Regions from separate parts of the Homo sapiens genome. Here region 1 is linked to region 2. Evidence: chromatin loops called from intact Hi-C (ENCODE). Cell type or tissue: K562. All regions are shown on one strand. Each heading gives the region's core, and the rest is flanking DNA. Links, peaks and the distances in the headings are about the cores only.

The links. Hi-C counts contacts between places; a loop is a spot of excess contacts. Peaks named below come from ENCODE experiments on the same cell type or tissue, not always from the same donor. Only the 100,000 strongest peaks of a DNase experiment are listed, where the experiment ranks them.
Region 1: a loop joins it to region 2, with 4 times the contacts of the local background. A loop is called at or near these places in 2 of 110 quality-filtered maps.

What each region holds. Positions count from the first base shown.
Region 1 is chr7:151,089,017-151,094,881 of GRCh38, forward strand. The region is part of intron 1 of AGAP3 (ArfGAP with GTPase domain, ankyrin repeat and PH domain 3); the gene reads left to right. LOC124901778 (a long non-coding RNA gene) reads left to right here. Exons shown (of 2, transcript XR_007060595.1): 1 at 1-1,149. Among named protein-coding and RNA genes, the nearest start is that of AGAP3, 5.5 kb to the left of the region's middle. RefSeq lists enhancers at 512-1,022, 1,023-1,532, 1,658-2,163, 2,164-2,669. In K562, for the core only: a CTCF peak has its summit at 2,557; a DNase peak (open chromatin) is centred at 2,565.
Region 2 is chr7:150,784,429-150,790,293 of GRCh38, forward strand. No RefSeq gene overlaps it. Among named protein-coding and RNA genes, the nearest start is that of TMEM176B, 13 kb to the right of the region's middle. In K562, for the core only: no CTCF peak of the experiment used is centred there; a DNase peak (open chromatin) is centred at 3,393; H3K27me3 peaks cover 2,719 bases.

The DNA of each region.
Region 1 (5,865 bases), core at 267-5,266, 300 kb after region 2:
AGCCCTGCTGTTCCCACTCCTGGGCCCTGCTGCCCTGCTGCCCTGCTGTCCCTCCCTCCCCCCTGCCCAGCCTCTCCTGGCACCGTCATCTTTATCCACCTCACCCGTCTTGCGTTCCCACTTTTCTGCTGTAGGCAGTCTTCAAAAGAAAAAAAAAACCACTCCTTCTCCAGTTTCTGCCCTATATCCTTCCTGCGATAGAACTCCTCTCCATCTGCCAAACCATATTGCTTCTGTCCTGCGAAGCGGTGTCCCCACCTTCTTTCTGCGAGGAGGGAGAGGCGCAGACTCCCTGGGCGTTTCCGAGCACAGTCTGAGGCTGGACTGAGACCCAGCCCTCCACCCCCAGCCCCAGGGCGGAACAGACCTAGGCTGTTACATAAACACAGTGTCAGCTGGGAGCCGGGTCCTGTGTTTCCTGGGGCTAAGCCTCTCGGTGGAAAGGGGCGGCAGTTCCGAGTGTATAACAAAGCCTCCCTCACTCTGTTTAGACTTCGGTGAAGGGTTTGTTTGTCCCAGCTCTGAAGGTGACGTGGGACCTGCGGTCAGGATCCATCTGGCTCTGAGGAAGTGCAGTGGGCACTTGGGCCTCCTGTAGTCTCTGCCACTCACAGTCACTTCTGACCCCGTGTCCAGGACAGGAGGAAGCAGGGGATGTTTGGCTTTCCTGTGTTTCAGGACAGGATTTGAGGAGAGGGAGACCATTTTGAAAAGTTCCTTTCCCACCAGAGGCCAAGGAAAGAGAAAACCTGCCCATTACTTGGCCTTAGGGAGTGGAAGAAGTACAGCCTTCAGCTGGGAGGGAGAGCTGGAGGGCTCACTATGTGCAGAGCCTCTGAGCCACCTTCACCTCACTAGTGGGGAAACTGAGGCTCAGAGAAGGGAGGGAGCCAAGCGGATACAGCCAGGGAGAGTATAGGCCTTCAACAGGAGCCCGCTTCCGGCTTGGCACTCACCTGCAGTGAGCGCTCCCTGACAGCTTGGGTTTCCTGGCTGAGTCCTAGAAAGAGGGATGCAGGAGAACGAGGGCCTCAGTCCAAATGGGGACACTGGGCACGTGGAGCGCAGGATGTTGTACCAAGCTAGCCAGGAGCCCCAAAGGAGCCCGGGATCTTTCCAGGACCTGCTGGTCCCAGTCGTTGTGTGCAGGTGAGGGCCCGGCACAGGGGAGGAGCAGGGGCTTGGGGAGGGCCTGGGATCCCTGCTGGCAGTTCCCAGATGGGGGGGGGGGGCTCCCGCCTGGAAGTGGAAGTGGACCTGACTATTAGGTGTGTGTGCCATATGGCTACTATTATGTGTGCCGGAGCTGGGCTTTGTCAGCTGGGTGACTTACTCAGGTTTCTCCATCGTTTTCCCACTAGGGCTTTTTTTTTTTTTTTTTTTTTTTTTAAACAGTTACTTCGAGCATTCCAGCCGGCCTGGCCTGGCCAGCAGAGCGTTCTCACTGTCACCCTTACCCCACTCACTTTCATTCAGTTCACAGATTGCCTGCCCTGGGCTGTGGGCTTGGTGACATCCTAAAGGGACTAAGGTAAAGAGATGTGGGGGTTTCTTGTTTGGGTCAAGCCTCAGCTAGACAGAGAAGGGGCCACAGCTGTGACTGCAGTTGGGTGGCAGCTCAGAGGGAGAGTAAGACGGTGCATGTGGCCGGGTACAGTGGCTCACGCCTGTAATCCCAACATTTTGGGAGACCAAGGCGGGCGGATCACGAGGTCAGGAGATCGAGACCATCCTGGTTAACATGGTGAAACCCCCGTCTCTACTAAAAATACGAAAAATTAGCCGGGCGTGGTGGCGGGCACCTGTAGTCCCAGCTACTCGGGAGGCTGAGGCAGGAGAATGGTGTGAATCTGGGAGGCAGAGCTTGCAGTGAGCTGAGATCGCACCACTGCACTCCAGCCTGGGCAACAGAGCAAGACTCCGTCTCAAAAAAAAACAAAAACAAAACAAAACAAAACGGCATACGCCCTGGCATCCCACAGCCCTCAGCCCTTAGGCACACCTGGGGTTTTAGTGTTTGTGTCTGTTTCTGTTCGTCCTGTGACTTGATCCTGGAGGACTGGCATGATGGTCCCCATGTTTGTGCCAGGGTGCTCTCTTGAGCTTTCCTTACTGTTCCTGGGTGGGCACTCCCTGGCCGGGCCCTGCATTCCGCCGTGGGCCCTGCTGCACCACACACTGCTGAGGTTCCCTTCAAAGATGAGGACTGGGGGGGTCTGGGATGGGTGCCGGGGACATGCATCTGGAGCCAGCCCAGGCCCCTCTGGCAATTCGTTGGTTTAGGGACTGAGTGTCTCATGGGGGCCTGGTTGCTTATGCAGGACTTTGCTCGCAAGAGTTCTAGCAATTCTGAAAAAGAGCATAACCATGTGGGTGCTAGTAGCCAGGGAAAGCTTCATTTGTTCCAGATACATTCATTTAGCTCCTACTGTGCGGCCCAGTTGCATCTAGCACAGTGAAAAGCAGACAATCAAAGGAGAGACAGGGAGCGAAGGGGCCAGAAGGTCTGGGCTTGGTGCACCTGGAGAGAACGACTCAGCCTGTAGGAGGTGCCAGAGAGGCACTGGGAGTCCAGAAGGAGACCTAGATTTTCAGAAGACCAGGGCAGGGCAAAGGTCAGAGACTTGGGAAACCTCATCACGACTTCTTTCTTCCGGGTCAGAAGCCAGAACAGGAAGACCTGTCCAGCCTGATCTCAGGCTGCATGGCCTCGTGGGAACCCCTGGTACCCTGCTCCATCCAGGGTCTCAGCTCTGGCTCTCCCCAGCAGTGGTACCCCACAGATGAAGCAGTCCTTGTCCCTATGATGCCACCTGGCAATCTTCCTGTATCATTTATTTCTTTCCTCAAACGTGTGCCAGGCCTGGGGGTCCGGAGGATTCCCACATAGAGGAAACAGGATGATGAAGATAACGGAGGCAGGAGAACATAGTGTGGCTCTCGGAACGGCAAGTTGGACTCTGCAGCTCGGGTGTTGAGTTGTAGGAGATGGGTGGGTGAGGTGGGCAGGACCCTGGTGAAGGAGTATTTCATGCTTTCTCCAGTATTTATTTCCACCCTGCCGTGTTCCTAGAAACCGCAGGAGTTGGTGCGTCATTCTGCGAAAGATGGGCGTCACAAGCGTTTAAGCCTTTGAGAAGGCTTGAGCCACGCCAGCATCCACACCGCTCGTTTGTGCTTGTGAGCCCCCTACCAGCTGTCAGTGCGTCCCTGGCCCAGAAGTGGAGGGAACGAGGTACGCTTCTTGGAAAGCAGGTGTAGCCTGGGAGAGCCAAGGCTGGGGGGAGACAGACACCCCCGTAAGAACTCCCATGTCCGTGTGTGGCATTGCCTAAACATCCACCTGTTGTGTTAGTTTCTTTTTAATATGCAGGTAACTGGAAATTAGTTTAATCTGATGCTTTCCTCCTGACCCCTAGCTGACTTAAACCATTGCAGGCCAAGTGGTAAGGGAGCTTATTTTGGAGCGCAGAGTTGAGGTAGGGAAGGGGGGTGAGCCCAGCCACGTGCTTTGAGGGCGCAGAGATTGGGTGGTGCATGTTCCACCCGTGAATGTTCTTCCCTCTGCCAGGCTCACTGCTGGGGGTTGGAATGAGGCTTTGCAACACTTTGCATCTCATAGTTTATTTTCCCAGAGGAGGGTCTTTTTTGGATTTGCAAGTATTTCCATTTCACAAGTGAGACAGCCTAGGACCTAGATTAAGTAACTTTCCTGAAGCCACGCAGTGAGGGGAGGAAGCAGGGATTTTCTCTGGTTCTCCAACTCCAGGTCTCTGTGGTTTGCCTTGCATGTATGGGCTGAATAAGTGTTGTTGGCCACACCACATCAGCCCTTAAAAGCTGCTTCTACAGGAAACTTTATGGGAGTCAAATGGACCAGAGTTTAACTCTTGGAAGCCTTTAGAATATAATTTTAGGGTGAATTAGGCCTCCTGCTCCCTACTATAATTTTCTTCTGCTCCCCACTATAATTTTCTTCTGGACGTCTTCAATCCCCAACTGAATTGAATGGTGGCTCTCTGAGGCGTCTGTCTCCCATGGGTAGCACGGATGTAGCGTACAATAGACAGATGCTTGCTCAAGAAACATATATATGTATGTATGTATTATATGTATGTATATGTGTGTGTATATATATTTTTGGAGACAGGGTCTCCCTCTGTTGTCCAGGCTGCAGTGCAGTGGTGCAGTCCTAGCTCACTGTAGCCTCAAAATCTTGGGCTCAAGCGATCTTCCACCTCAGTCTCCCAGGTAGCAGAGACTGCAAATATGCACCAGCACACCCAGCTAATTTTTTCATTCTTTGTAGAGATGGGGTCTTGCTATGTTGTTTGGCCTGGTCTTGAACTCCTGGACTCAAGCAATTTTTCCACCTCGGCCTCCCAAGGTGCTGGGATTACAGGCATGAGCCACCACGTCCGTGCCCAAATATGTATTTAATTTAAATTTCATTTTAATGTGTTTAAGGGATGAAAGTAAATACATGCTTGTTACAAGCCATTCAAATGTAGAAGTAGGAAGGTGGCTGCCCGGCCTCCCCTCTCCTGGGAGGATCTGTGGTGAGCAGTCGGATGTGCATCCTTCTGGTCTTTTTTCTATTAACGACTCTTTGCTGGATTTGCTGTTACTAGGCTTTCGCAGCAAACGTGGGATTGTTGTGGAAAATGCTTTGCTGGGAGAAGGGGAGCCGGAGATTCACAAAAGGAGGCTCCCGTGTTCATTTGCGTATTTGGCAGCTCCTAGGCTGGGAGTCAGGATACCTGGGTTCCCGTCCCTGCTCTGCCACTAACTGGCTGTGAGAGCTGGGGCAAGTCTGCTCTGGGTGCGTCTTCTGAGAGTCACATTCTGGTTGTCTATGCAGCTAGGGGTGACCCTGGCGTGAGTATCTGGAACAGGCCAGGCTTGGCTCCCTGGCCGGGGGTCTTGTCTGTCAAGTGAGCACCTGAGCTGGGGTCCCTGAGATCTGTTCTGAGGCTGCCTCTGTCATGCAGCACTTTGAGATGCGCCCCCCTTGGAGCCCTCCAGGAGCTGAGAATCAGAAGAGATCCTGTGGGGAGAGGTGAGATTTTCTGTACCTCTGTTTCCTTACCTGAGGTGGGTCATAACAAAGCTCTGCCGCTTGGTAGTGCTGAGGATTGAGACCCCCAACGCGGTGTGCTTAGAACAGTGCCTAGCGTGTCATAAGCACAGGTGAAATATCAGGCATTATTCTGAAAGGCGGCAGGGTATCCTGTGTAAGGGAATGCTGTTTATTACGTGCCGCCTTGTACGCTTGTCTCGTTATTGCTTTTGGACAAATTTTCAGAAGAAAATGGTCAGACTCTGGGGTCGGCACATTTTTAGGACGTTTGCGGCACTCTGGCACCCTGCCCTCCAGAAAGGCCATTTGATTTTCAGGCATAGAGACAGCCTGGAGTTCCCTGCCCCACTTCCCCGGCACCCCTTCTTCATCTGATACGTAAGAAAAAAAAAAAAAAGACTAAATGACTCTCGTTGTTTTACTTTGTTTGACTTTGATTACTAGTTGATCACTAGCTATTTCATTATTGGATTCACTTTGACTATTAGTGAGAGTTGATATTAAAACATTTTTGAGAGGTCATTTGCATTTTGTTCATTCTGTACATATCCTTTATTCATTTTACTTTTGGTTTGTTCCTCTTTTTCTTTTTTCTTTTTGTAAAAATGGGGTCTCACTATGTTGCCCAGGCTGGCTGTAAACTCCTGGCCTCGAGTGATCTTCCCGTCTCACCTCCCAAAGTGCTGGCATTTCAGGTGTGAGCCACCATGCCTGGCCTCCCCTCCCTTCCTCCCTCCCTTCCCTCCTTCCCTCTGTCCCTCCCTTCCTCCCTTCCTCCCTTCCTT
Region 2 (5,865 bases), core at 493-5,492:
CCATAAGCCCTCCTGTCACTTTCTGTCGGGGAGGCATGGCTTTGGAGAATACCCTCAGTGCTCTCCTCACTTGTACGAAGTACAAGGCCTCCCATTAATGAAAACCTGAGTTCCCGCTAAAAGTTGTTTGTTACTTGGCAAGTGAACAAACCTCGTTTTTAGGGGTGAAACAGGAGGAATAGATTAAACCAGTAAGAAAGTGAGGAGTCAGGGGAGGGAGGTAAATGAGATAAATCCTGAAGTTCACAGCAGCACCTAGTGAAAGTGAATTCCTACTTCAGGAGGGGATTTTTTTGTACATTTGGCAGTTTTCCTAATATTTTGTTGCAACTTTTTGTGTGAGTGCTTCTTTGGATCTGAGGCTCCAGGCTTTCTCTGTGAAGTTTGACACCACAGGGCCTCATGCCATCCGCTAGAGAACCCTAAAGATTTCTTTAGAGTTAGAAATATCTGTAAAAGCAGACTCTGGGTTTTTGCAGAGGCAAGAGGTGGTCAAAAGAATTTTCCCAGTACAAGAAAATCCTCTCCTTTCTGCCATTTCATATCCTCCTCCTCTAGAAATACTTTTCCAGGAGGTTTTCCTGGTTGACCCAGGCAGCTAAGGTAGCAGAGGGCAGGGTAATTCCCAAGTGCCTCCCACACTGAGCAACAGAATTAGACACCACCCATCACCCACATCACATGAGCAAAGGCTGTGAATGCGAAGCCCAGACACTACTCCCTCTGCAACTTTCCTGCGGCCAGTCACTTCTGGAAACCTTGCCCTGCATCCCTCTTCCTTGTCTCAGCTGGAGTGGGGTGAGAAGAGCAGTGGGAAAGCAGCAGGGAAGAGGAGTCAGCCCTGACCACACTTCCCTCCCCAGCTCCTCCCCGTCCAGCAATCTGAGTCTCCTCTGGGAGACAGGCAAACCATGATCCGATAACTGCAGTTGTGTTGTGTTGTTTTGTTTTGTTTTGTTTTGTTTTGTTTTATTTTGTTTTGTTTTTGAGATGGAGTCTCGCTCTGTCGCCCAGGCTGGAGTGCAGTGGCGCGATCTCAGCTCACTGCAACCTCCACCTCCCAGGTTCAAACCATTCTCCTGCCTTAGCCTCCCAAGGATCTGGGACTACAGGCATATGCCGCCAGGCCTGGCGAATTTTTTTGTATTTTTAGTAGAGATGGGGTTTCACCGTGTTAGCCAGGATGGTCTCGATCTCCTGACCTTGTGATCCGTCCGCCTCGGCCTCCCAAAGTGCTGGGATTACAGGCTTGAGCCACTGCACCCAGCCGATAGCTGCAGTTTTTAACACGAAAAGGATTGGGCAATGACAGAGTTGTGAAATCTAGAATCTGGTCCTGATGTTAAAGAACCCAAGATCCAATGGGGAATGAGTGAGTTGACAAAATACAGTTAAAAGAAGTGACTAGAAAACAAAAAAAGAAGAAGAATCATTTCCTGTTTATACTCTGAATGGTTTTAAATCCTTCAATAAATATGTTGCACACAAATAGGCTTGAGATTATCTGCATGCCCTCGTGCCAGGGCCGTGAAGTCATGCCCATCTGTGTCTGTGCAGTTTTACCACCAAGACTGAGCTGTGCAAAGAGACAAATAGCTGTCAGCTTTTCCAAGTAAACAGAAGCAGAAAGAAGGAGTGTCACATCTGACTTTCTACAGAGCACAAAGATTCAGACTTCTAAGGCTATTCACAGGAGGGGAGAGGGGAAAGGATGGGAAGGAGAGACAGGAATAGAGGAAGTGGGGCCGGGAGAGGGATCAGATAGAGGGGAGACCATCTTCACTCAGAGGCTTGGAAACTCCAGGGGAAAAATACAGAAGTTGCCCGGCAGAAAGGGGCCATTTTGTGCAACAACAACCCAGGGGGAACAAAGAAAAAGAAAAAAGAAAACCACCAAGTTGACATTTGTCTACCAGAGTAAAAAAAGGAAAAGAATTGCTACTGGATCTAGCCATAAAAGGACTAACTTAGAGACACTGAAGTACAGGAATTAATACTATCTTCAGCTAAGGAAAGAGACCACTTTTTACTTTTAATTTCAGTATTTCAAAACCACTAGAGTTTTTTTTTTTTTTTTGGCAGGGGGTGTAGGGGATGGAGTCTCACTCTGTCGCCCAGGCTGGAGTGCAATGGCATGATCTCAGCTCACTGCAAACTCTGCCTCCCAGGTTCAAGCGATTCTCCTGTCTCAGCCTCCCGAGTAGCTGGGACTACAGGTGAGCACCACCATGCCCAGCTAATTTTTGTATTTTTACTACAGACGGGGTTTCACCATGTTAGCCAGGATGGTCTCTATATCTTGACCTCATGATCCGCTCGCCTTGGCCTCCCAAAGTGCTAGGATTACAGGTGTGAGCTACCGCGTCCAGCCACCACTAGAATTATTTTGTAAAACTCCAAGGTTAACAAGTTCATGAAAAGAATGAAAACAAAGAGATTAAATTCAGAGCCCTGTTCTGTATCTGAATTCTTTCCTGCAAACCACCTAACTGTAATATTCATACCCATGCCCCTCGAAATGTACGAAGCACATATAGTGCCTGGGACCTTGTGAAAATGCAGGTTCTGACTTGGCTGGTCTGGCGTGGAGGAGATTTTGCATCTCTAGCCAGTTCCCAGGGTTGCCCATGCAGGCCAGTGGATCACACCTTGAGCAGCAAGAATTGAGACCACCCACTGGCTGCCAAAATTTTTCTTTTACAGAATATAGAAGTGAAAAAAAAAATCAACCTTTACCCCCTAGTCTCTAAAAAAAAAAATTTTTTTGTTGCTTATTGACTGAATATTTATTAATAACCCGTAGAAGGCTGAATACAAGAAAAACATAGCTCCCACCTTCCTCCAGCCCATGGAGAAGCTCAGGATTATGAGCCGAGAAACTGTGACATCTTCCCTCGCCTCCAGTCTGGACCAGGTGTGTCCGCATGCCACCTGCTCTGCTAGTGCCAACAGGTCAGCACTGTGCCATCCCATGGGGAGTGTGACCTGCACAGAGAATCCCGTGCTCTGCCCCCAAAGCCCTCATGATTATAGAGAACAGAGTAGAGTTTCTACTGCTCCTTCATTATCCCTGGCCAGGCTCTCCCTCCTTCACCTCATTCTGCTCCAGTGACACATCCCAAGGAACAGACATGCCCAGTTTGAAACAGGGCAGCTCCTGCAAAGCCCCACTCTGGGGTAGCAGAGTCATCTGCCTTACGTGGAAACAGAAAGAAAAGGTCCCAGAACAGAGTGGCAGGGCCTTGCTTTAGGGCAGAGAGGACATTCAGCAGGAGCTGCAAATGTCAGCACCCAAGGTCATCAGGACAAGATAACGAACAGACTTAAGTGGCCCCAGATTTCCAAGTATTTCTACTTCCTCTTTTTGACCATATAGCTGGGCCCTTGATAGAAGGACATTTCAGAAGCCTCTCTCGGCCTCAGACAGTTTTGGCTGATATCCAAAGCAGAAAGCAGAAGCTGCTCTTTCTGGCTTGTTAACGTCTGAGCTCCCGGAAGAGATTATACCAGAAAAGCCTAGGAGATTTACTGGAAATTATACTAGAGGAGACTGTGCTAGAAATGCCTGTGATTATAGAGATTATGCTAGAAGAGATGTTGTGAAGACAAAGGGGGTGGGGTGCCCCTCAGGCGGCACTTAGGGAGTGGGGAGCTGTCCTGGAGACCCTGAGGAGTCAGATGTGGAGGGAGAGGAGAGGCTGGTGGGACCAGGCAACAGAGGGCGATGGTGGCCTGAGGATGTGATGAGACCTCAGGGTGATATGCCAGGAACACCAGCTCCTGGGAACTGCAGCTTTCAGCTGTGGCAAAGGCAGGTGTGGTCCCACACCATGAGAGGCACCCCTTTATGGGGAACCCGGAGGGCTGCACAAAGGGCTCCTCAATAGTAAACAAGGAAGGGATTTTGAAAACGCAGTGCTGGGGCACACCTGATCCCCCTCTCAGGCTGTCCCAAGCTGTCTCCCGTCTCCCAGTGTCTGAGTTTGCTAGGGCTGCCGTAACAAAACACCGACTGAGGGGCTTAAACAGGAGAAATTTCTTTTCTCTCAGTTCTGGAAGGCCAAAGTCCAAGATTTGGCACCAGCGGAGTTCCTCTGAGGCTCTCCTTGGCTAGTAGATGCCGTCTTCTCCCTGTGTCCTCAGGTGGCCTTCCCTCTGGGCCTGTCGGCATTCTGATTGCCTCTAATATGACATCAGACATATTGGATGAGGGCCCACCACAATGATCTCATTTTAACTTAATTACCTCTTTCAAGACACTGTCTCCAAATACAGTCACATCCTGAGCTACTAGGGGTGAGGGCTTCAACATATAAATTTGGAGGGGACAAAAATTCAGCCTCTCACGCCCACCACCTCCCACCCTACCCCAGAAGCAAAAAAGGTTTCCTTCCTGCCTCAAGGACTCTGGTACTCTCCAGGCTTGAGGACCAGCCCTCTGTCCATGCTGCAGTATAGATTGAGATCTTTGCAGATGGAGTTCTGAATATCAACATCTGTGACAACTAAAAGACAACCCCCCTGCCCAACTTTGGCCAAAGTTCCTTGGAGTCAGGGTGGTGAGTGGGCAAGTAACTCAGTCCTATCAAATGTGCCCATGGACACTGAGGTCTGAGCAGCCCTGCGCACTCTGCGTTCTCATGGCTGTTCACGACATGAGCAACGGCAAGCTCAGGGTGCTCTGCCCCTGAGTGTCTGCTACTTTGCATTCTCCTTTCTCATGTTCCTTGTCTTCCTACAGTTCTTCAGCAAGCACACCACCTTCCTGCCTGCTGCATCGCTAACTTGGCAGTCAAGTAACATTTGTTCTTTGTAGTAAAGGGTTTATGCCTCACCTCTTAAGCAGACTGTAAACTTCTTGGTGTCAGAAGCTCTGTCTTAAGTCTGTGTGTATCATAACCCTGCACACAGCAGGACATGGTAGTCGGGAACGGTGAAGGGTCTGAGATCTAACTGTACATGCAGGTCAACAAGTCAGTCTGCCACAGTTTCATGGATGCTGGTAGAAGCCACAAAACCCCGAGTTATGACAAAAAACAATTTATTACACACGGCAATAGCAGTGGCCACGGTAGCAGCATTTTTGCGTGGGTTCTAGGACCCCAGTTCCCACAGACAATGCAAAGAGGCATTGCAGGTGACACCAGCACAGCCGGTGGGCTGGGTTCTAGAAAAGGAACCCTGAGCTTAAGGAATCTGATTCTTTTATAACAGGTGATCATGCCTGTCCTTTGGTCCAGAAGAAGACACTATTTTCCAAGGCTGCCCATTAGGAGGTGAGAACATCTTTGAAAAGGCAGTCAGTGCCACTGCTCACAAGATGTGTGGAAACATGAGACACGGGGAAAGGCAGCCATCCGCATTTTTTGATGGGTTAAGCATTCCCTGAAGCCTGGCTAAGTGAGGCCCCATAGGTTCTTGCCCTGCTAATGGGTCTCTTTCCACACTATCCATTTCAACCCAGCTTGGCTTCTGGGCTTAGCTACTTTACATTTGCCTGTTTAGCAAAGAATTGGGGGCTTCCATTACTCCATCACTGGCAGTAAAATAAATGTTGAGGTTCAGGAGATTCTAAATTCCTCTGAGATTCTAATGTCTTCTTTACTGGGGACTGAGGGAGGGATGGGGACTGCAATGGTTCTGAGTCCAAGTTTTTCTGCCTGATGATTTGTGGGCTCTGGACCCTGGGAAATGAGGAAACCAGCTGGCTACACACCCGCTGCTCATCCAAGGCTGGCTCCCCTTGGAAGGGATTCTTGAGCACTCCACACCCCTCAACAGCGAAACAGAACGTAACATTCTACACTGCAAGCTCCTACATCGGGGCCAGCAAGCTTTGTGTGTAAAAAGCCTAATAGTAAATAT